Regions from separate parts of the Homo sapiens genome. Here all the other regions are linked to region 6. Evidence: chromatin contacts called from ENCODE Hi-C or POLR2A ChIA-PET data. All regions are on one chromosome and are shown on one strand. Each heading gives the region's core, a stretch centred on a gene start or an enhancer-like site at or near the end of the contact. The rest is flanking DNA. Distances are from core to core; before and after follow the strand shown.

Region 1 (2,960 bases), core at 323-2,822, 1.1 Mb before region 6:
ATCTGGTGATAATGAGCTATTACTAATGTTTAGGTTTGCTAATGGTACTGCGGTTGTGTTTTTACATGGAGGCCTCATCTTTTAGCCACTCATATACATCCTAAAACGTTTCCTAATCCAACTACACAAAGTTGGATTTGCTTGGAGACCATGGGGAGGGCACAGGTGAATAGGATTGGCACAGAATTGATGACTGCTTTAGTTGGGCTGTAGGTACTTTACAGTCAATCTACTATTTTCTCTACTTTTGTATACATTTGAAGTTTTCGTATTAGAAAGTGTGGCTCACACCTGTAATCTCAGCACTTTGGGAGGCCCAGGTGGGAGGATGGCTTGAGACCAGCCTGGGCAAGAGAGTGAGAGCCTTTCTAAAAAAACAGAAAAGTAAAAAGAGACTCATGGCTGGTTCCCGTCCAGTCTCCACTGCTCTTCTTCTAAGCTCAGCCGGAGGGCACGGCCGGTTGGGCTCCTATCCCACAAATCTTCCAGTGGGAAATGGACAGATACCATTCTGCTAGGGCACATCCAGGAGGGGGCTAAGTGCCAAGCCCCCACTCCCCATCCCCAGAAGCTGGCCCGAGTTCCCACTCCCACGGTCCCCAGGCACCCTAGAGAGGGCAGAGGCAGACCGGGCGCCATGACTCATGCCTATAATCCCAGCACTTGAGGGAGACCAAGGCAGGAGGATCACTTGAGGCCAGGAGACTGAGACCAGCCTGGGCAACACAGCAAGACCCCATCTCTACAAAAAAAAACTTAAAAATTAGCTGGGCTGGTGGTGCGCGCCTGTAATCCCACTACTTCGGGAGGCTAAGGAGGGAGTAGGGCTTGAGCCTGGGAGGTCGAGGCTGCAGTGAGCTGTGAGGGCGCCACTGCACTCAAGCCTGGGAAACACAGCGAGACCCCATCTCAAAAAGGGCGAGACGGGGTGGGGCAGAGACGACGCCAGCAGGCCTCGGGGAATGGGTCGGGGGGGAGTGGGGTGCAGGCGGGGCTGGATCCAGCATCCTCGCCCCAGGGGTCCCCGCCCGCGGCGGCGGACCACGGAGGGGCCCGGGGCGGGGGTTAGCGCCCCGGCCCACCTGGGTGCAGGTGCTGGGCGGGGGGCGCGCGTCACCTTGAGGATGTTGTCGAAGATGGTGTCGCGGAACTCCAGCAGCGCCTTCTGGTCGAACTCGCGGCCGTGGATGATGCGCATCTGCTTGAGGAACGTGGACTTGCCGCTCTCGCCCGCGCCCAGCAGCAGGATCTTCACCAGGCGCCGGACCGCGCGCCGCTCGCGGGCCAGCAGCGCGTCGATGTCGCGGCTACGCCTCCGGGCCTCGCGCTCCGCGTCGCGCGCGCCGCTGCCCGCCCTGCGCTCGCGGGCCCCGCCGGCCTCGGCCGGCAGCAGGCAGCGGCTGAGGGTCCGCACCACCCCGGACATGGCCCCTCAGGCCGCGGCCGCGCCCCGCCGGCGCCCGGGGGCCATGGACGCTCCCGCCGGCGAGGGCGAGCCCGGGCCGAGGCACCGCCCCACGCCCCGCCGCTCGCCTCAGGCCGCGTCCGCCGCCGCCGCTGCAGTCGCTCCGAGGCCCGCACTCGTCGCCCGGCCGCCACTCGGGCCCGGCGGAGGGGCGGGCGGCGCCGCGTGAGGCCCGGCGGATTGGGCCGGCTGCCGTCCATCTGGCCGTGAGAGCCCTTCGATTGGCTCATCTCGCCAAGGGAGGCGGGCATCCCTTCCGGCCTCGGGGCGGGGTCGACGCCGAAAGAGGCGGGATCTTTGAGGTGAAGGCGCTTCTCATTGGACGCCCAGGCTGAGGTTCTTTCTTTCAGAATGAAAGGGAGGCGGGGTCGCCCGGGAGGCGGAGCGATCGTCCGCCATGGCCAATTATAATTGCTCTGAGTGGACATCAGACGTGCCCAACGGGCTTTGGATTGGGTGTTCGGGGGACGGGGCGTGACGAGAAGTGCCAGGTGTACAGAAAGATTCTCCCTTGGTTCCCAGATTGGGTCCGCCTGTGAGACCAGGACCTCGCGGAGTAGCCCAAAGGCTGGGAAATGCTGATAAGAGGTTCAGCTGCTCGTCGTATTCCCTCCGATGATCTTGTTTCTACACTATTTTCCTTCCAGAAACACTGGAGGGGGATGGGCCATAAATTTCAAACACATGCACCCTTTGAGAGTGGCATGGGCTTCTAGGAGGCTTTGCGAAAAGCTGACTAATCACTAAAATCACCAGAAGCTCCCCCAAAAGTCTTATGTCTCACAGTGATTGAGAGAGTGGGGTCTGGAGTTGCTGGGCCTGAGTTGGAATCTCCAGTCGACCAGTTACTAGGTGTACTAGTTGCATAACTTTTTTTAGCAGCTTTCCCCACCCCCCCCAACAAACCCTTTTGGATGTTCTTAGCTTCCGTTTCCTCATCTGTAAAACGGGGGTGTCATTGACGACATTGGTTATGGCTTGACATTGCTCAAATCGTCATGAAGATATAAACTGAGAACATGAACTTACCAAACACTTAGCACGTGAGCTAGCCCAAAATCAGCTCTTGATAGAGATCAGCTGATTACAGATTCTTGACTCTCCCAGATCTACTGAATCAGAACCTCCTAGAAGGAGCTCAGGTATCCCTTAAGATTAAAGGCGTGAGCCGCCGCGCCTGGCCCAGTGTGTAGTCTTTTATCTCTCGCCACCCCCCACCTTTTACCCTGAGTCCCCAAAGTCCAATCTCTGTGCGGTGTCTGTTAACTCTGCTGATTATTTCTTTTGCAGTGCCGAAGCTTTTTAGTTTAATTAAGTCCCATCTATTTATCTTTGTTTTTGTTGCATTTGCTTTTGGGTTCTTGGTCACAAAGTCTTTGCCTAAGCCAACGTCTAGAAGGATGTTTCCGATGTTATCTTCTAGAATGTTTATGGTTTCAGGTTGTAGATTTAAGTCTTTGATCTATCCTGAGTTGATTTTTGTATAACGTGAGAG
Region 2 (2,948 bases), core at 346-2,845, 1.2 Mb before region 6:
GATCTGCCCATCTTGGCCTCCCGAGTTGCTGGCATCACAGGTGTGAGCCACTGTGCCCGGCCTTACCGAGGGTTCTTGTGATGGCATCAGGCTCAGCTGGCTGCTGCAGAAAAACGCCTCCATCCCAAGATCTTTAATCATCTGCAGCCCCTTTGGCTGTGGGGACTCACAGGTCCCAGGGCTGAGACGTGGACTCTCTGGGGCTGTCGCTCAGCTGCTGAGGTGGCTTCTCCTTCCTGGGGCTGCAAGCGCCAGTCTTGTTGGCCCGGCTGCCTCTCCAGCGTCCCCACTGGGCTGTCCATGGCCTTTGACTTACCATGTCCTGATCTCCAAATGGCCCTGGCTGTCACTCCACATCATGCAGTACTGTGTGCCCTCAGGTCACACCAAACGCTGGTGGCCCACACCTGACTTGGGAAGGGGCAGGGCCCAGGCAGAGGAAGAGGATGACGGGGTGCCAGCCTGAGCCTGGAAGATGGGGGTCCCCGGCTGCCTCCTGACCCCATCCTCTGGCCCTCTCCCCGCAGACGGCATCCTGTCCTTCTTGAAGAACAACAAGCCAGGGGACGCGCTGTGTGTGCTGGGCCTCACACTGTCTGACCTGTACCCCCATGAGGCCTGGAGCTTCACCTTCAGCAAGTTCCTTCCAGGGCACGGTGAGCCGGGGCCCCAGCAGCTGTGCGTGGGGGGTAGCCTGGCATGGGGCTGTGGCCTCCGTGGCTGCAGGGCACCCTCTTTGCTTTTGCTTCAAGCACCCTCCTGGTGGAAGTCAACACCTGTGCATGGGAATAGATGGCCCCTTCCAGCTCCTCCTGAGGAATGGCATAGGGGCTGTTCCTCAGCTGTGGCGTCTGCCCCAGGGCCCAACTTCATGTGGGCAGGACAGGGCCTCCCAGGACTGGTATGTCTTTGGGCCATGGCCAGCTTGCATGAGAGCATGAGGTGGGTTTGACGGTGGGCCCCCCAGAGCCAAGGCTGACCCCTGAGAGTGCCCTTCTCTCCATCTCTCTCCAGAAGTGGGCGTCTGCAGCTTCGCCCGGTTCTCAGGGGAATTCCCGAAGTCGGGGCCCAGCGCCCCTGATCTGGCCCTGGTAGAGGCAGCAGCAGACGGCCCCGAGGCCCCCCTGCAGGACAGGGGCTGGGCCCTGTGCTTCAGTGCCCTGGGGATGGTTCAGTGCTGCAAGGTGGGTGGGGGCTCTGGGGCTGGTAAGAGGGGACAGGAGGGTGCTGTCTGAGCCCTTGGTGCCTCGGTCTGTTACACTGCCCCATCCTCACAGTGAAGTGGATGGACCCCTAACTCTATGGAATGAGGAAAGCAAGGCTACACAGCTATGAAGCAGCAGGGGAGGGATTAGAGCCCCAAGCCCCTATCCTGTGTGGCCTCCCACCCTGACTCACCTTTCCCCTGGGGCCCTGAAAGTGGCCTGTGCCGCCTGGGGCAGGGGGAGGGCGCCTGGACCACCTCCCGGCCATCTGGCCTCACCCAGGTCCTCATTTTGGTCCTGCTGGGGCTGCCTGGGGATCTGCCGGATGCAGGGGCAAGGCAGTGAGGCAAGGTGCTTGGTGGCCTTCCCCCCAGGTCACGTGCCACGAGCTCTGCCACCTTCTGGGCCTGGGGAACTGCCGCTGGCTCCGCTGCCTCATGCAGGGTGCGCTCAGCCTGGACGAGGCCCTGCGGCGGCCCCTGGACCTCTGTCCCATCTGCCTGAGGAAGCTGCAGCATGTCCTGGGTTTCAGGCTCATCGAGAGGTACCAGGTGAGTGGCTGAGTTGCGCTGCCCGGCTGCTGGGACCTGCGCTCCGGAGGCCCGCGAGCGCCGCCTGGAGGCTACGCAGGGCATGGGGACCGCACACAGGCTTTGTCAACTGCCGGGTTCCAGGCAGTGCAGAGCCCTGGGACCTGCGCTGGGGTTGAGCTCCATCCGGATCTCACTGGCAGTAGATCGAGTCCTGCCAGGGCCCGCGTGTGGTGGCTGTGACTGGGAGGTTGCAGCGGGGTCGAGTGGGGACGAGGGCTTTTCTCCCTCTGTCAGGAAGAGCTGGCATTGGAGCCCAGCCGGCGGGTGGCACGGTCTTCCCAGGGTAACTTTCTCTTTGCTTTCCCGTCACCCACACTTGGGTCACTGCTGCTCAGAGGAGGCACAGGCCCCTTGCGAGGAGGTGGGAGCTGACACAACAAGGCTTGTTGGAGGTGGCCTCCATTCCTAACTCCCTCTGTCGCCTGGGTGGGGTTGCCGAGCAAAGGGCTCGTCCGTATTCATGGACATTTGTTTGCAAGCTCAAAAGCTTTACTCTGAGTTCTGAGTGCAAAGGCAGGTGGTGGTAATTTTTCTTCAAACCCAGCTTTGGACTACAACCAGTTATAAGGTGCTCACTGCGTACAGGCACCAGAGCAGTCAATGAAACCGCGCTGGAAAGCCCCTGCATCCTCCTCCCGCCCGTTGAGGCAAGTGGGGGTGTGGTTCCCGGACCGAGCCTGTCAGAATCCCCTGCAGGGCCTAGCTGGGCCCTCCTTCCTTCTGGGGTAGAGTGAGGAGCTGTATCTTGCAGGGTCCTGGGTGACACTGAACTAGAGGCCGTGGCATTTCTAGCTCACAGTGCTGGAATCTCTCTGCAGGGATCCTCTCTGAAGACTCTGGCAGTCAAGGGAAGGTGAAGGGGGCACAGAGGAAACAGCTTTTCCAAGTGTAAGGAGAAGAGCCTGTGACTTGGGGGGAACCCAGGCGCAGCCATGGCTGAGGGTAGGAGCATCTCCCGAGGGTACAGGTGGCGTGATGGCTGGTCAGCACCTGGTGATGCCTTGTAAAGGTTGCTGCTGCCAGCTGTGCCCCGTCAAGGGGCAGCTCTTAGTACCTTCCTGAGGCTGTGTAACAGGCACAGGGGCAGCTTGGTCTGCAGAAAGGGTTGAGAGCTCTCATTTGATGCCTTCACCTGGGGTCTTGTGCAACC
Region 3 (3,195 bases), core at 68-2,567, 1.1 Mb before region 6:
CGGTCAGTACTAATAAGTGCTGTACGGTTATTGGACAGATTCGAGTTAACGTATGGAGAACAGGCAGGGTGCAAAGTGCATCCTGGCGTAGACCCCAGCTCTGCCAGGCACTAGCTCTGTAGGCTCTTGAACAACTTCCTTACCTCCCTGTGCCTTGTTTTCTTTTTTTTTTTTTCCCGAGACGGAGTCTCTCTCTGTTGCCCAGGCTGGAGTGCAGTGGCAGGATCTTGGCTCACCACAACCTCCACCTCCCGGGTTTGAGCAATTCCCCTGCCTCAGCCTCCTGAGTAGCTGGGATTACAGTTGTGTGCCATCACGCCTGGCTAATTTTTGTATTTTTAGTAGAGACGGGGTTTCACTATGTTGGCCAGGCTGGTCTCGAACTCCTTACCTCACAATGCGCCCTCCTCGGCCTCCCAAAGTGCTGGGATTATAAGTGTGCGCCACCGCACCCGGCCCTTGGTTTTCTATTCTGTAAAACGGAAGTGACCCGGTGGAGATAAAGGGGTAAATGCAGAGAATGAACTCAGAACATGCCGGTCGCCTTGGCAGTGCTCGCTAAGTGTTTGCATTTTTTTCCCTCCCTGTAACCGCTAGACCACCACGGAACTTGCATTTTTTGCTACTGGATGACAGGTCTTCCTCCTCTCCCAGGGTGGCTGTCTGGCAGGTTTCCCCACTTCCTGCAGTCTTCTCTGCCCTAGGGGACCAGTAGCCATGTTTCTGCCCCAACAAGTAACCTCCTTGCCCTGTCCTGGCTCCCGGGATCCTTCCTCTGGTGGTCTGCACGGGCCACGGCGCTCAGGGTGCCGCAGCGGCAAAGTGGGCAGTGGTCGCCCGTGTTCCAGGGAAGGAGGAGGGTGAGGGCGCCTGACCTCAGAGACCCCCAGAAGGTATCTGTGGGGGCACAGATGACCAGGAGCCCTGGAGTTAGTTCCATTTGCTGGCTGTGACCTTGGAAAGCCAGCAATGATTCAGGACCGGCTGCACAATTTGTGCAAAATGAAAATGTGGGGCCTCTTGTCCAAAAAGTATTACGAATTTCAAAACAGCCACAGCAGAGCACCACGCCGAGCAAGGGCCCTTCTCAGTACAGACCCTGAGCCTCCCGAGAGTGTGAGTGCTGGGGAAATCTGGGGAAAGAGGCCAAGGCTGTCCAGAGCCGAGCCCCTCCCTGGGGATTGTGTCTGGGGCCCGCAAACTCCCCAGGCGGAGGGAAGAGCCAGTCCTCCGGAGACGCTGGGCACCGAGCCTCCTCCAGGCCCGGAGAACGAGCCTGTAGCCTGTCGCTGTTTGCTGAGGGCCCTGACCTCTGTGGGAACACACAGGAAGTGGTTCATTTTCTCCCCACCAGTGACTCACTCCCGTCAGCCCTGCCCTTTCCAATCTCTGCTTCCTGTCCCTTAGCCTCAGCTTGGGTAATTCTGGGCAATAGAAAGGCCAGTCTGGTTGAGTCTGAAACTGCCATCTCACATGCAATTTCGCACTCATCTTGTCCCCCACTGAAGGGCTGGCTTAGCCTTGGCCGGAGAGCCCTGGAGAAGGAGGGGAGAGGTCGGGGGGACTGGCTGCGGTCCTTCCTCTTTCTCCTGGCTTCTGGGGTTGGGAGGGGAAGAGGAGGAAGAGGAGGAGGAGGAGAAGGTCTGGAGTGTCGGCACAATAGTAATATCAATAACAATAGCAGCTAATATTTACTGCAAGTGGTTCTCTGGGTCTGGAGATGCTCCAAGCACTTTTCTGACCGTAAGTTATGGCATTAAGTTTTGTAACTAGGAGGTAGGTCCTGTAATAAGGTCCTGTTGTAATTCCCATTTTTCTCTGTTGAGGAAACAGGCTGAGACAAGGTAGGTAATGTGCCCAAGGCCACAAAATTAGGAGGTGGCAGAGTCAGGATTGGAACCCAAGGTCTTCCTGATTCCACATCCGTTGCCCAGTCACTCCACTGCCTCACTTTCGCAAGAGTCCATATAAAGTTCCTGAGGTTGGGGCCTGGGACCTGTGGCAAGGTAAGTGTCCAGGGATTCAGCTAAGATGAGGCTTACACTTTTTTTTTTTTTGATAGAGTCTCTCTCTGTTGCCCAGGCTGGAGTGCAGTGGCAAGATCTCAGCTCACTACAACCTCTGCCTCCTAGGTTCAAATGATTCTCCCACCTCAGCCTCCCGAGTAGTTGTGACTACAGGCATGTGCCACCACGCTTGGCTAATTTTTCTATTTTTTGGTAGAGACGGGGTTTCACTGTCGGCCAGGCTGGTCTCAAACTCCTGACCTCAAGTTATCACCCCGCCTCGGCCTCCTGAAGTGTTGGGATTACAGGCGTGAGCCACTGCGCCCGGCCTGAGATGAAGCTTATTGAGGGTACTGAGAAAGATTTTTGACTCAATTTCTGAACCTTGTGAATTCTCACAGCACTTAACAGTAAGGAATTATCTGATATTTACATGCTTGTTATCTGCTTTCCTCATTAGGATGCAAACTTCATAAAACCATTTTGTTCATCTCTTCCTGATACCTGGTATGCGCTCACTAAATGCTTGGGAACGTGAATGAATGAATGAAACGTCTTCTGACGTGATCCTTGTATCTACATCTCCTTGCTGCGGCCAAGTCTCAGGTGCACCCTGAGCTCAGTGGTGGTCTTGCCTTTGCCCAGAGTGGGATGGGGTCCAGGTGGGGTGTCCCAAGCAGCCTGAAGAACATGACTCGAAATTCCCATCTGTGACCACCAGGTGTCGCTCATGCCACACAAGGAAACCCATAGATGGCCTCTGCTGAATTAGGGGTGCAGCGGGTGGGGAAATCTCATCTGTGACCACAGATGAGTTATCCAGGCTGCCATTTGTTCTCATTAGGTCCTGGATTTCCTCCTCAGAACCAGACAGATGTGATCAGCATTGTGGGCCGAGGGCCGGCACCTCCCCACCTCCCCGGCTATGGGTAGCTGTAGGGTGTCAGGGAGGGGATGCTGGGGTTCAGGCCCCGGATTCCATCCAGCTGCAGCCGTGTCACTGCCACTCCTCCTGCCCCCAAGCTTTGGCCTTGGCTGCCCAGGTAAGGCTGGCCCGGCACAGCCATTCATCAGTGTCAGCCGCCAGATGCCCCTCACAGGGCTCCCGTCCTCCGGGAACACTCCCAGGCCCCTAGCAACAAACTCAGCTTCCTGCCCTCATGGCACCGGCATCTTCCCCACTCCTTTT
Region 4 (3,088 bases), core at 386-2,885, 1.1 Mb before region 6:
GGGTTCAGCTGGGAACCGGGGATGAGGCTTGGGCTTTAAGCCTGAGTGACTGGTGGGTGGGGATGCCATTGGTGGAGGGGGAAGAGGAACAGGTTTCCTCTTTCCAGGGAGAAAGTGTTGGGTTTATTTTTAAAAATTATTTATTTTTTTGAAATGGAGTCTCCCTCTGTAGCCCGGGCTGGAGTGCAGTGGCACGATCTCGGCTCACTGCAATCTCTGCCTTCTGGGTTCAAGTGATTCTTCTGCCTCAGCCTCCCAGAGTAGCTGGGATTACAGGCGCCTGCCACCATGCCCGGCTGATTTTTTTTTTTTTTGTATTTTTAGTAGAGATGGGGTTTCACCACGTTGGCCAAGCTAGTCTCAAACTCCTGACCTCAGGTGGTCCGCCTGTCTTGGCCTCCCAAAGTGCTGGGATTACAGATGTGAGTCACCGTACCCGGCGGTTTGTTTGGATTTGGACACTGAATTTGGGGAAATCCAAGCAGAGATGCCAAGAGGACCTGGCTCTACTAGGCTGGCCATTTAACAGCTGGGCTGGAGGTGCCTATGTGGGGGTCCCCTTGCATGTGGGGGGGTCCCCTTGCACGGGCTCACTGGGTCCTCACAGTGACTTCCTGTGGCTCGTCACCCAGCCTTTCTAGTGTGACGTTACCTCCCTGGGCTTACAGAAAGCTGTCAGAGAGCTCAGATGTGGCCATTTCCAACCCTGGGGCTCCACGTCATCCCACAATATGGGCATCTCCCAGCCAACAGACACCCTAGGACTCCTCACTGTGAAATCACATGGGATGGCACATCTGGGGGCCCGGCTACTCCATCACCAAGACCCCAGGCCAGGCGTGGTGGCTCATACCTGTCATCTCAGCACTTTGGTAGGCTGAGGTGGAGGATTGCTTGAGCCCAGGAGTTTGAGACCAGCTTGGGCAACATAATGAGACCCTATTTCTTAAAAAAAAAAAAAAGAAAGAAAATTAGCTAGGTGTGGTGGTGCGTGTGTGTGGTCCCAGCTACTCTGGAGGCTGAGGCAGGAGATTGAGCTCAGGAGGTCGAGGCTGCAGTGAGCTGTGATCATACCACTGCACTCCAGCCTGCGTAACAGAGCAAGAACTTCTCTCAAAAAGAAAAAGAAAAAGGAAAAAGAAAAAAACAAGACACCTAATGTCCACCTGGGCCTTGGCTGGTAACAGCCAAGCAGCTAGTGGTCTAAAAGCCTGTGTGTGTGTGTTTCTTTCTGTTTCTCTTTTTCTCTCTGTTCTGTTTCCCCTCTTCCTGTTTCTGTCTCTCCCTCCCTCCTTCCCTGCCTCCTTCTCCTTCTCTCTCCCTTCCTTGGTCCTTCCTCTCTGTGTCTCCTTCTTCATCCCTTCCTCCGTCCCTCCTCCTCTTCCTCTTCTGTCTCTCTGTCTCCCTGTCTCGCACACACACAGAAGCAAATGCAATTTCACAGCCTCATACCTGCGTTCGTATCCCACCCATCATACAAGCTAGGAGGGGCACACAGCGTCGGTCAAAACAACATCAGAACTGAATGTGACATGTAATAAGGAAGAAAGACAATCCTGTATCAGAGACTCATTTCCAGTCACCCCAAGCCGCGTGGAAACTTTCAATACAATTTTTAGCCAAGCACCTGGGGTTTCAAAGCAGACTGTGCTGAGAGGAGAGGGTGTGAGCCTTTGGCCCCCTGTTCACAAACAGCTAATTTTAGTAGCCAAACAAACCAGAAAGCCCCCAATCCTTTCTCCTCTCTCTCCTCCACGCCCCCGCCTCACCCACCTGCTTCCCGGCGCAGCTGCAGCTCCTGCCCACAGCGTGAGCCCCAGCTTCCTGCCAAGGGCCCCGGCTGTCTTGCCTTGGGGCTGCCAGGGAAGGACGATACCGAGGAGTTCAGGGACCCAGGTTGGGGTGCTCCTGTGCAGAGGACCTTGTTGGCACCAGGGGCCTTGTTGACCCCAGGGGCAGTGCAGGAAGTGGGCCATGCTGGGGACCCTCAGTCAGGACCAACCTCTCCATATCTGGGTCTGCAGGGAGGAGGGGCCAGGGCTCTGAGCTGAGCCCCCACATATGTACCAGTATTGGTGGCCCACCCTTCTCATTCTTTTTTTTTTTTTAAATTTTAATTTTAGTTTTTTTTTTAATTAAAAACTTTTTTTTTTTTTTTTTTTTGAGAGAGAGTCTCACTTCATCACCCAGGCTGGAGTACAGTGGCGAGATCTGGACTCACCGCAACCTCTGCCTCCCGGGTTCAAGCAAGTCTCCTGCCTTAGCTTCCTGAGTAGCTGGGACTACAGGCACACACCACCACGCCCAGCTAATTTTTTGTATTTTTAGTAGAGATGGGGTTTCACTATGTTGGCCAGGCTGGTCTCAAACTCCCAACCTCAGGTATCTTCCCGCCTCCACCTCCCAGAGTGCTGGGATTACAGGCGTGAGCCACTGCGTCCGGCCCCCACCCCTCTCATTTTTCAGCACTGCCTCCTGAGCACCTGGGAACTCCAGTCTTCCTGAATTTTGTCTGACCTTGACCTCTGTCCTTGGACCTGATGCACACCTCAGTGAAGCTTGTACCAAGTAAGCCCTGAGGCGGCCGTGAGAAGCCCTCGAAAGTTCCCCTGTTCATTATTATAGTTACTTTTAGAGACAGGGTCTCACTCTGTGGCTCAGGCTGGATTGTACCATCACGGATTACTGTAGCCTTCAACTCCCGTGCTCAAGTGATCCTCCCACCTCAGCCTCCTGAGTAGCAAGGACTACAGTGTGTGTCACCACGCTGGCCAATTAAACTTTTTTTTGCAAAGACAAGGTCTCACTATGTTTCCCCGGCTGATCTTGAACACCTGGCTTCAAGTGATCCTCCCACCTCGGCCTCCCAAAGTGCTGGGATGAGAGGTGTGAGCCACTGTGCCCAGCTGGAGGTTTCTGTCTTCAGATCTCAGCTCTGTTCCCAGATGTGAGACCCCCCTGAGCCTCAGTTTCCCCATCTGTAAAGTAGGAATGATGGTCACCAGGGGAGCAGGTCTGTGCTGGGTTTGTAAACACCAGGTGTAAATGGGCAGGTGCATGGTAGGTACCCTTGTCTGCTGGAGGGGAC
Region 5 (2,814 bases), core at 153-2,652, 1.6 Mb before region 6:
TGAAAGTGCTTAATGCCACTGCAGGGAGTGCTTAAAAATGGTTAAGATGGGCCGGGCGCGGCGGCTCACGCCTGTAATCCCAGCACTTTGGGAGGCCGAGGCGGGCGGATCACGAGGTCAGGAGTTCGAGACCATCCTGGCTAACACGGTGAAACCCCGTCTCTACTAAAAATACAAAAAATTAGCCGGGCGTGGTGGCGGGCGCCTGTAAGTCCCAGCTACCCGGGAGGCTGAGGCAGGAGAATGGCGTGAACCCGGGAGGCGGAGCTTGCAGTGAGCCGAGATCGGGCCACTGTATTCCAGCCTGGGCGACAGAGCGAGACTCTGTCTCAACAACAACAACAACGACAACAACAACAACAACAACAACAACAAAGGTTAAGATGGTAAATTTTATGTTCTATATATTTTACCATAATTTAAAAAAAAAATGACTGGGCCTGGCGCGGTGGCTCACGCCTGTAATCCCAGAGCTCTGGGAGGCTGAGGCAGGAGGATTGCTTGAGTCTAGGGGTTCAAGACCACCCTGGGCAACATAGTGAGACCCCCGTTTCTATTAAAAATTAAAAATTAGCCGGGTGTGGTGGCACCTGTCTGTAGTTCCATCTACTTGGGAGGCTGAGGTGGGAGGATGGCTTGAACCCAGGAGGTCGAGGCTGCAGTGAGCTGTGACTGCACCGCTGCACCCCATCCTGGACGACACGGTGAGATCCTGTCTCTAAAAAAATAAACAAACAAACACACAAAACTACATTGATGCCAAGAACAATTACTGCATGCTCACTATGCATTAGGCATCTTGCTAAGCTCTTTACCCGTGTCATCTCGTTTGTCTCACATACTCCCTGAAAGGTAGGGTCACTAACCTATTATATTTTACGGATTGGCGACAACCTCAGAGAGGTTAAGTCACTTGCCCAAGGTCACACAGCGAGTCTCAAGCCCCAGCCGGTGAGCATCACGATCCTTTGCCAATGAGCCGATGCTCGAGAAAGGGTCGGATAGACAACAGGCACTGCATAAAGGTTGGTTAACGGGATCGTGTTTGGCTGCAACGTGGAGCTCCCGGGTCGAACGGCGAGACAGCTGCGCGTCCCCGAGCCGCCGCGCGCCCGGTCCGCCGGGGCGGAGTCAACGCCGCGGATTGGCTGCTGAGAAAGGGGCGTGGCTCGTGGCGGCCGGTGGGCGGAGTCGATCTCTGGCCGTAAATACGGCGCCACATGGCACTGGCTCGCGAGGGCGGGGGCGGGCGGGCTGGCCGGGCGCAGGCGCGCTGAGGGCGGGCGCCCCTCGGCCTCCGTGGCCCCTCCGGCGGCCGCGACGTCTCGCGAGAAGACGACCGGTAGGAGGGGCTCCTGCGCCGGGGGCGGGGCCGGCGAGGGCTGCCTCTGGGGGGTCCGCTAGTCGCGGGGCGGCGGCGGCGGCTGCGGGCGCGAGGTGAGGGGCGCGAGGTGAGGGTCGCGAGGTGAGGGGCGCGGCGGGCGGCGGGCTCGGGGCGCGGTCTCCCTCTCTCTCGGCCAGTGCTGGGCTCCCAGGGCCCGGGCGGGGGTCCCGGGCCGCGCTGAGGGGCGCGGGTCGGCTCTCCTTAACCTGGCCTGGCGGGCGCGGCTTGGGCCTGGGTTCGAGTTCCCGCGCCGGCGCGCAGTGTGACCTTGGCCCTGCGCGCGCCCTCTCTGAGCCCCGCTCGTCGTCCTCGGCCAGGGGGACCCAGCCCTGGGGCCCTGATCAGCGCGTTCTGCGGCTCCTCGGGGTCTGGACGAGAAATCTGTGGTTCTGATTCAGCGACAGCAGAGGCTGCAGCGGCCCCGCCGGCCCCCAGGAGTCCCCCTGCCCGGCATCAGCCTCTGCCGCCCGGCAGGGGTAGGACCAATTCCCGGGCTTGGAGTTCCAGGATCCCCAGCTCCCGAGGGCCCCCGTGTGCCTGCTGTCACCTGAACGGGGCTCCCCGGCCCCGCCGACCGCAGCCCTGGAGCCTGCAGACGCCAGCAGCACCGGCAGGTCGCTCAGGGTATCCCTTAAATGACCTCTCACTCCAGAAGCCGCAGCCCTGCCCCTCTGGGAGAGGAAACCGTGCATTTAGTCCGGGAACAGTGGGACTTAGACCTCCTCTGCGGGCTCCCGGCCACCGAGACACCGCCGGCAAAGCCTTGGCTCGGGCAGAGGCTCCGTCTGGCAGGCAGCACAACAAGCCATAGTGTTTCCAGCATTATTAAATTATTTAGTTCATAAGCGGGGCTGTGGGGACTCGGAAGCCCCGGGGTGAATAGGAATGTGAGTTGCAGGCGCGGTGCTGGACGCAGTACATCTTCCAGGACACCAGGCCCTACGGTGCTGTTCCCGGCTGTGGGTGGTTGGGGACAGCTCAGCGGGTCCCCCACTTACCCCCACGCGGGGACCCGGGTTAGCCCCTCACCGTGAGCATCTGGTGTTGGGAGTCAGGGCTGGTGTCTGAGTGAGGATGGAGAGAAAACAGGGGTAATGAGGAGATTGCTACACGAAGGTGCAACGCTTGAGATCTGAAAGAGCACCTGCCTGGAATGGCATAGATGTTTGATTTCCCTGCAAAGGAGTTTATGGGACTTTGGGCTGACGCTTTGGGGCCAGCAGTAACTGTCTGCTGTCACTCAGCTGACTCCAGCTTTATTATCAAACCTCCAATCGAGTGCAAGATGCTAAGCTGGGGTAGATGCCGGTAATAGCGTGGGCCTTGCCCTGGGAGCTCACGGCCAGCCTGGCTACAACTGTGTGGAGTTGAGACTGTGGTGCAGGCGTTAACAGAATGTGGCGACATTTTCCGACATTTTCCACAGTGGA
Region 6 (2,886 bases), core at 72-2,571:
TAACTCTATTATCCTATATGTCCCATTGCACTCGCTATTTACCAATAATCAGTTATGTGACACACATTTTTCATGTTTAGTGTCTCTGGAATCAGGATGTGCCTCACCACCTATGAAACCATTTTTTTTTTCCTTGGGGTAAGACAAGGATGCCCCTTACCTCTGACTGCAGCACCTTAGTGCCTGTGAGATGCATCTTCCCTCCGAGCCACGCCTTCTCCACGGTCTCCTCATCACACACGAAGCCAGCTGCTCCCACATGTGCCCTGCTCCTGCTGAGCACGATGGCTCGGAAACTCGGACGGCGAGTTTTCACTGGGATGGACTCTTTACCTGGTGGGGCATCTGCTGCCAGCCCCTTCAAGTTGTTCATGGAATTCAGTGCTTGTGGCTTGGGGGCTGGCTCCTGGCCAGGGGTCCCCTCAGGTTCCAGAGTCCCCTGCATCCCTGGCTCATCTCCAGAGCCAGCAGCTGCGGCTGAGTTCTTGTCACACATGGAAGCTCTCTGCTGTCCCCTGTGCCTCCAGCTGCAGAAAGTCCTCTCCTTTTAGGGGCTCACATGATTAAATTGGGCCCACCCAGCGAATCCAAGAGAGTCTCCCTATTTTAAGGTGGGATACCTAATCCCACCTGCAGAGTCCCTCTTGCCAAGTGAGACAGCATATTCATAGATTCCAGAGGTGTGGGTGTGGACACCTCCGGGAGCCGTTCTGTCCACCTCGGTGGACTAGCGTGCAGTGCAGGCCAGCCGAGGGCATGCGTGGGACATGCTGCTCCCTGAGAGGGGCGACCTGGAAGGAACAGGGAGGCAGCGCAGGAAACATCTTTGGATCTTGCAGTGATCCCTACACAGAAGAAGCTTTGCAACTCAGAAGCCAAATCCCAGCAGCATTGGGGATGGGAGAGCAGGAAAAATGCATGGTGTTGTTGGGGGGTCCTTCTCCACTGCGGTTGCCTCCATTGGGCCTGAGCCTGCACTTTGTCACACTGGCATTTTGGAGAGTGAGGTCATTTGACAGAGGCCCTTGGTTTGGGGGCAGTCTGGGAGGTCTCCCCACCTCCTCTCCTGAGACTGGGGAGCTAGAAGCTTGCGCTGCCCCTGGAGGCAGCTGCCATGGGCTCTGGGCCATGTGGAAGGCGGAAAATCTGAGCTGGCCTTTTCCTAACACCCTGACTTCACACAGGGCATGAGAACCTTTCCCTGATGTCTTCATATTGTTTCAAAAGAGGGAGAAGTGTTTGTTTCCATCCCCTGTTTTGTTGGCTGCAGTCAGGATCAATTTTCAGAAGTCCAGGGTGGACCCATGTTGGCAGAGTACCCTTTCTAGACACAGTTGCCACTGACAGGCTAAGACATGCCCTCGCCCTCTTGCCCTCTGAAGAGTAAGTGGTTGAGAGTCTATGCACAGGATGACTCATTTACAATGGGTTTTCCCCAGTGTTTAACTCACGGGCTTTTCACGGTCCATAGGCTTGGCATTTCCTCCGGTTCTTTGCCTTAGAGCAGACTGTGTGTAAAACCGTAGCTGGAAATGGGGAGAAACTCCATCTGAGCAGCCGCTGGGTTAGAATACTAGGAAGGGTTGGCAGGGAGAGAACTCGTACCCTCACACGGTGGGGAAGTACTAAGGGAAGCTCAGAGGCCACGCAGGGCATGGGCAGCTCTGCACCTGCTCCCCAGGCACAGCGACCTGGAAGGCTTTCCAGAACAAGCTAAGAGCATCCACAATGAACAGCCAGATGTTTTCCACCCATGCCTAGCACTGAGCTACTAAAACTGCCCAGGACATTGGCCCCTGCAGGCGGTGGCAGGCTGCCCCCCAGACCTTGCCCATGCCACAGTACTATGGAGAGTGTGGAGTGGGATGAGTTTTCTCACCAGGTGGCATGCTGTGTGCCAAACACAGATGGTCCCTGGCTAGGGTGGAGAGAGGTCACCACTTGGAGAGGAGCAGCATCGTCTGGGCCTGGAGGTCCCCAGAGCCATGCACTTGCTCAGCCAAGCCAGCTTCGGGTCACTGTGTGGAGTGCCCGTCTCCCTGACCCCAGCGAGGTCCCTTCCTGGCACTCGAGGGAAGCCTCGGGGGACTGTACCAGGCGACAACGGTAATCAGTACCTCAGGGAAGGCACCCTGGGCCCGTAGGTGCCGACCATTGTTATCTATGGATTTTGTATCATCAAAGCACAGGTCATCTTGGGTGAATCTCAAGGGAACCATGAAGAGTGAAAAAAATAGTTGCAAAAGTTACACTCGATGACCTCCTTTCTGTAACGTTCTTGAAATGACAAACCTACAGAAACAGAGAACGGATTAGTGGTTGTGAGGGGTGGGGGTTTGGGGTGCTCCTGGTCATGGAAGGCAACACCCTTGTGCTGATGGACACGTGGACCTACACACGTAATAATGTTGCATGGGACGTGCATGTGCCGTCTTTTCACGCACACTTGAGCGCAGGAAACACTGGCAAGAGCTGGATAAATTAGGTTGATTGTATCAGTAGCAGTATCCTGATCATGATGTTATGCTATCGTTTTTTGCAAGATGTTACCATTGCGGGAAGCCGAGTGAAGGGTCCATGAGCTCTTTCAGTGTTACAGTGTTACTTCTCACAACTGCACGGACTCGACAGTTTTCTAAAAAGAAAACGCTCAACTAAGAAGAGGAAAACTATAATTAATCATAAGCAAATGTTGTTGTCGAATGTATGTTTTTTTCCTTTTTCCTTCCATGCTTTTAATCAGATCATGACGGTAGATATTGACTTAGCTTCCCTGATGAATACAGGTCAGGACCTGCACACAAGGGCCCTGACAGCAGGCAGCTACTGTATGTATAGTTGGAATATAAATAATACTGCCTTCATGATTATTGATTGAGGAAACGT
Region 7 (3,193 bases), core at 694-3,193, 1.3 Mb after region 6:
GCTAGCCTGACTTTTTTTGTAAATAGTGAATCCTCGTTATTAGTTAGTTCTTCCATTGTAAAAGTGAAATATTGTCTTGTTAGGTATAACTCCCTCTTTAGACTTTCCATGTAAAACTCTTCATGTAAAAACGTGTGCAGATAGACGAGATTAAAGTTGCCACGGCGTGATGAATGCCTGGCGTCCTGTGTGGTGAGTGGTGTGCTGGCTCTGTTGCCGCAGGGCAGCCAGTGTGTACTGCCCGCAGGGCTGCCCTGTGTGGAGACGCTGAGCTGTGTCGCTTTCTTCCCTCCAGGCTGGACGGCAGTCTGGAAACGACCAATGAGATCTTGGACTCTGCCTCTCACGACTGCCCCTTAGTCACTCAGACATACGGCGCAGCTGCAGGAAAAGGTACTTACGTGCCTTCATCCCCAACGAGACTTGGTAAGGGGCGTGACGCAAACCTGGAAGGTAATTAGCCCCACAGCCCCGAGTGCTACTGCCTTCTGCTGGCTCCGGAGCCACCCCACCAGCTCCTCACTGGGAAAGATGGGGACTGGTTCTGAGAACATAAGCGAGGTTGGTAAATGGGTGTTCCCAAGGCCTCTCTCAAGGCTGAATTCAGTTTCGTTTCCTTTTTTTTTTTTTTTTTTAAAGGAGAGATGGGGTTTCCCTATGTTGCCCAGGGTGGTCTCAAACTCCTCCTGGGCTCAAGTGATTCTCCCGCCTCAGCCTCCCACAGTGCTGGGATTATAGGCATGAGCCACCGTACCAGGCTCATTTTCTCCGTTTTTAAAGAAAATGTCATCCTGGCTCAGGTGACTCTGGGGTCACGTGACTTGGGCCCAGACTGGCCACCTCTCAGCCAAGATACCACCCTGAAAAGTACTGCCAAGGGTTTTGCCTCAGTCTTTTCCCTCCCACCTTTTTCGTCCTTCAGCAAATCTGCATCGAGTACTGCCTTCATGCTGGGCCTGTGAAGTGCAGAAGCTGTAGGGGAATGAGGCCAATGGGCTCCCCTCCGGCGGCAGCACTAAGACCCATGCATGAGATCCTCCAGCCACAGCCTTGGCTATGTGAGCCACCTTCTTAAAAAAGCCAACTCGCACTCCAGTGGGAGAGCCTGTGGTTTTGCACCCACGCAGGGCTGTGCCTGCTCGCTGCCACTCCCATCTGTGAACCGGCACTTCCAGTTCATGAGCCCACCCTGAGAGTCTCCTAGTGTCATTTTTTTTCCTGGTGTTATTTTTGAGCTCTTAACCAGCTTGAGAGAGTTTGTGGCCCGTCCATGAGGGAGCCTCTGTTTACTGTGCAGGCATCATTTTGACATTTATGAATGTCAGAGAACAAATGACTTCATCTCGAGCTGCCTAAGGCTGCAAAGAGTTCATTAGAAAGCAATCAGAATTCAGAACGTCTTAGTACAGGCTTCAGTTTATAAATATACACCAGTGTTTCCAAAACACAGTCCTCAGTGTGTGTCATGGGGTCTGTGGTGTGTCCCCAGCCTTTGAAGGGTGACTTCGTCGTCTCTTTGCAGCCTACACAGACGACCTGGGTGCTGTGGGTGGCGCCTGCCTGGAGGACGAGGCCAGCGCCCTGCGCCTGGATGAGGACAGCGAGCACCCGCCCATGATTCTTCGGACTGACTGAACTTGACCTGTGACCTCTGACCCGGGGAGCAGAGAACACTGGCTTCACAGAGGACTTTGTGCATTGCTGCTATGAACTTTGACCTGAGTCGGGGGAGAGGATGGCAGAGACTTTATTAAAAAAAAAAAAAGATTGTAGTGGTAGTCTAACTCCATAACGCTGAGGAAATACATCATTTTCACTTCAGTGGCTTTTAAATCCTGCTTATGAATTTTAGCTTTTTGTTTGTTTGTTTTCTCTTTTTGCCAAAATTAACTGTTTGGTGAAGCCCGCAAAACCTCCTCGCTTTGCATGCATGAACGTGCCAAGCCAGCATAGGGGAGCTAGAAGCCACTTTCCAGCCACCTGCCGTTGGGTTTTTTCATATCTGTACATAATGCCGAGTGCGTAAGGAAACCGTGGCGTCGCGCACAGTGGGTCTGCTTGTCAAGGCCAGTTCTGCAGTGACAGGCCCAGGGGCTGCCCACCAGGTGTGCTGGGCAGACTTCAGCTGGGACAGAAGTCCGATCTCCCTAGGGCCCCACCTGGACCATTTTCCCTCCGTTTTATTTTGTTAATTAAATTCTTTCCAAATTGGATCGCTCTGGGATTTCTTCCATGGTGGACTTTTGTTTCTGATCTTGTTTTCCCTGTGGATATTGGAGGACAGCGAGGTTCTTTCTGATACTAAAAACCTTTCTTTCAGGCAGCAAATGAACTTGAAAGGTTGCCTGGACTCGCTGGAGCAAAGGAAAGCGATTTTGTTTGTATAATTAAATGATCTGTTCTTCTACTTCACTCTTCCTGTTGAAAAACTGTGTGATTTTTTTTTTTTTTTAAGTAAAGTTTGTAGCTCCTCCCATGCCCAGGAAAGCACAGAACTCAAGTGTGGTGGCCGTCTGAGCTGTCCTTTCGCTGGCCCCGCTGTCCGCAGGGGCTTCCTACCTGTGTGAGAGGTCGTAGCGGGAGACAGCAACAGAGAGTAGGCGGCTGGGCCACGTCCTTCACAGGGCGTCATGTGCCTTTCTATTTTCATCTTAGAAAATTTCCTCAGCAAACCGATGAGAGATTGTGGTTGCAAGCTTCAGTATTTGCCTCGCTTCCCTTCCCTTTTCATATTTACAGAATTAAAACAACCTCAAGTACCTCAGACTCTGCATTCCAAACCAAGGCACCCAGCAGCCAAAGTGTCGAGGGCATTTAAGTGGCATTAATGGCAGGAGAGATGGTTTTAGAATCTATGGAGTGGTGGAAGTTACGGATAGAAGGGAAAAGGCAAAAACTATTTACCCTGCCTTTGCAGGCTGGGGTTTTTGAACCGAGGAAGGCTGGGACGCCTGTTTCCAGATGGTTGTCATGGTCACGCTGGGCGAAGAGCTGGAGGGGAGTTGTCCCCTCAGCTGAGCGGCTGCGGTGAAATGCCCCAGTGTTCCTGGGTTGGCTTTACGGCAAACTAAATGCAGGGGACGCTGGAGTCCGACTCACCTACACCGGCTTCCTCCCAGCCGCTGGTGTGCGGCACACACAACATCTGCATTAGGCAGAGGTGCAAGTGGGCTGATTGAACTTTTCCTTCAAA

The links. Hi-C counts contacts between places; a loop is a spot of excess contacts on that map. ChIA-PET counts read pairs that join two places held with the same protein, here RNA polymerase II (POLR2A). Pooled maps may share reads with other maps.
Region 1: a loop to region 6 is called in a pooled map, with 8 times the contacts of the local background. The contact joins the promoter of GNA12 here to the enhancer-like site in region 6. A Hi-C loop is called at or near these places in 2 of 50 pooled maps.
Region 2: a loop to region 6 is called in a pooled map, with 6 times the contacts of the local background. The contact joins two enhancer-like sites. A Hi-C loop is called at or near these places in 2 of 50 pooled maps.
Region 3: a pooled map shows a loop between it and region 6 (7-fold over the local background). The contact joins two enhancer-like sites. A Hi-C loop is called at or near these places in 8 of 37 single-sample maps with no recorded cell type and 5 of 50 pooled maps.
Region 4: a loop to region 6 is called in a map with no recorded cell type, with 14 times the contacts of the local background. The contact joins two enhancer-like sites. A Hi-C loop is called at or near these places in 7 of 37 single-sample maps with no recorded cell type and 4 of 50 pooled maps. POLR2A ChIA-PET finds 5 or more read pairs at or near these places in 1 of 52 experiments (Panc1).
Region 5: a loop to region 6 is called in a pooled map, with 16 times the contacts of the local background. The contact joins the promoter of CHST12 here to the enhancer-like site in region 6. A Hi-C loop is called at or near these places in 2 of 37 single-sample maps with no recorded cell type and 3 of 50 pooled maps.
Region 7: a loop to region 6 is called in a map with no recorded cell type, with 13 times the contacts of the local background. The contact joins two enhancer-like sites. A Hi-C loop is called at or near these places in 5 of 37 single-sample maps with no recorded cell type and 3 of 50 pooled maps.

What each region holds. Positions count from the first base shown.
Region 1 is chr7:2,842,736-2,845,695 of GRCh38, forward strand. GNA12 (G protein subunit alpha 12) reads right to left here and starts at 1,573. Exons shown (of 4, transcript NM_007353.3): 1 at 1,118-1,573. The coding sequence starts at 1,426. RefSeq lists enhancers at 880-1,697, 1,660-1,954, 1,937-2,066 and silencers at 1,047-1,096, 1,437-1,766.
Region 2 is chr7:2,708,061-2,711,008 of GRCh38, forward strand. It overlaps AMZ1 (archaelysin family metallopeptidase 1), which reads left to right. Exons shown (of 7, transcript NM_001384743.1): 4 at 528-656; 5 at 1,015-1,184; 6 at 1,580-1,756. Among named protein-coding and RNA genes, the nearest start is that of AMZ1, 21 kb to the left of the region's middle. RefSeq lists enhancers at 1,484-1,583, 1,503-2,198, 2,344-2,563, 2,574-2,623 and a silencer at 1,744-1,903. Within about 2 kb of position 1,596, at least 4 of the 41 ENCODE cell types and tissues checked have a DNase peak (open chromatin) inside an H3K27ac peak, as active enhancers do.
Region 3 is chr7:2,862,479-2,865,673 of GRCh38, forward strand. No RefSeq gene overlaps it. Among named protein-coding and RNA genes, the nearest start is that of GNA12, 20 kb to the left of the region's middle. RefSeq lists enhancers at 1-582, 1,231-1,360 and a silencer at 2,138-2,217. Within about 2 kb of position 1,318, at least 39 of the 41 ENCODE cell types and tissues checked have a DNase peak (open chromatin) inside an H3K27ac peak, as active enhancers do.
Region 4 is chr7:2,893,041-2,896,128 of GRCh38, forward strand. No RefSeq gene overlaps it. Among named protein-coding and RNA genes, the nearest start is that of CARD11-AS1, 49 kb to the right of the region's middle. Within about 2 kb of position 1,636, at least 5 of the 41 ENCODE cell types and tissues checked have a DNase peak (open chromatin) inside an H3K27ac peak, as active enhancers do.
Region 5 is chr7:2,402,209-2,405,022 of GRCh38, forward strand. CHST12 (carbohydrate sulfotransferase 12) reads left to right here and starts at 1,403. Exons shown (of 2, transcript NM_018641.5): 1 at 1,403-1,465. RefSeq lists an enhancer at 880-979 and silencers at 1,070-1,439, 1,530-1,699.
Region 6 is chr7:3,954,840-3,957,725 of GRCh38, forward strand. The region is part of intron 7 of SDK1 (sidekick cell adhesion molecule 1); the gene reads left to right. The region is part of intron 1 of LOC124901576 (a long non-coding RNA gene); the gene reads left to right. Among named protein-coding and RNA genes, the nearest start is that of SDK1-AS1, 600 kb to the left of the region's middle. Within about 2 kb of position 1,322, at least 2 of the 41 ENCODE cell types and tissues checked have a DNase peak (open chromatin) inside an H3K27ac peak, as active enhancers do.
Region 7 is chr7:5,229,313-5,232,505 of GRCh38, forward strand. It overlaps WIPI2 (WD repeat domain, phosphoinositide interacting 2), which reads left to right. Exons shown (of 13, transcript NM_015610.4): 12 at 296-426; 13 at 1,523-3,193. The coding sequence ends at 1,635. Among named protein-coding and RNA genes, the nearest start is that of WIPI2, 41 kb to the left of the region's middle. RefSeq lists an enhancer at 2,645-2,794. Within about 2 kb of position 1,944, at least 10 of the 41 ENCODE cell types and tissues checked have a DNase peak (open chromatin) inside an H3K27ac peak, as active enhancers do.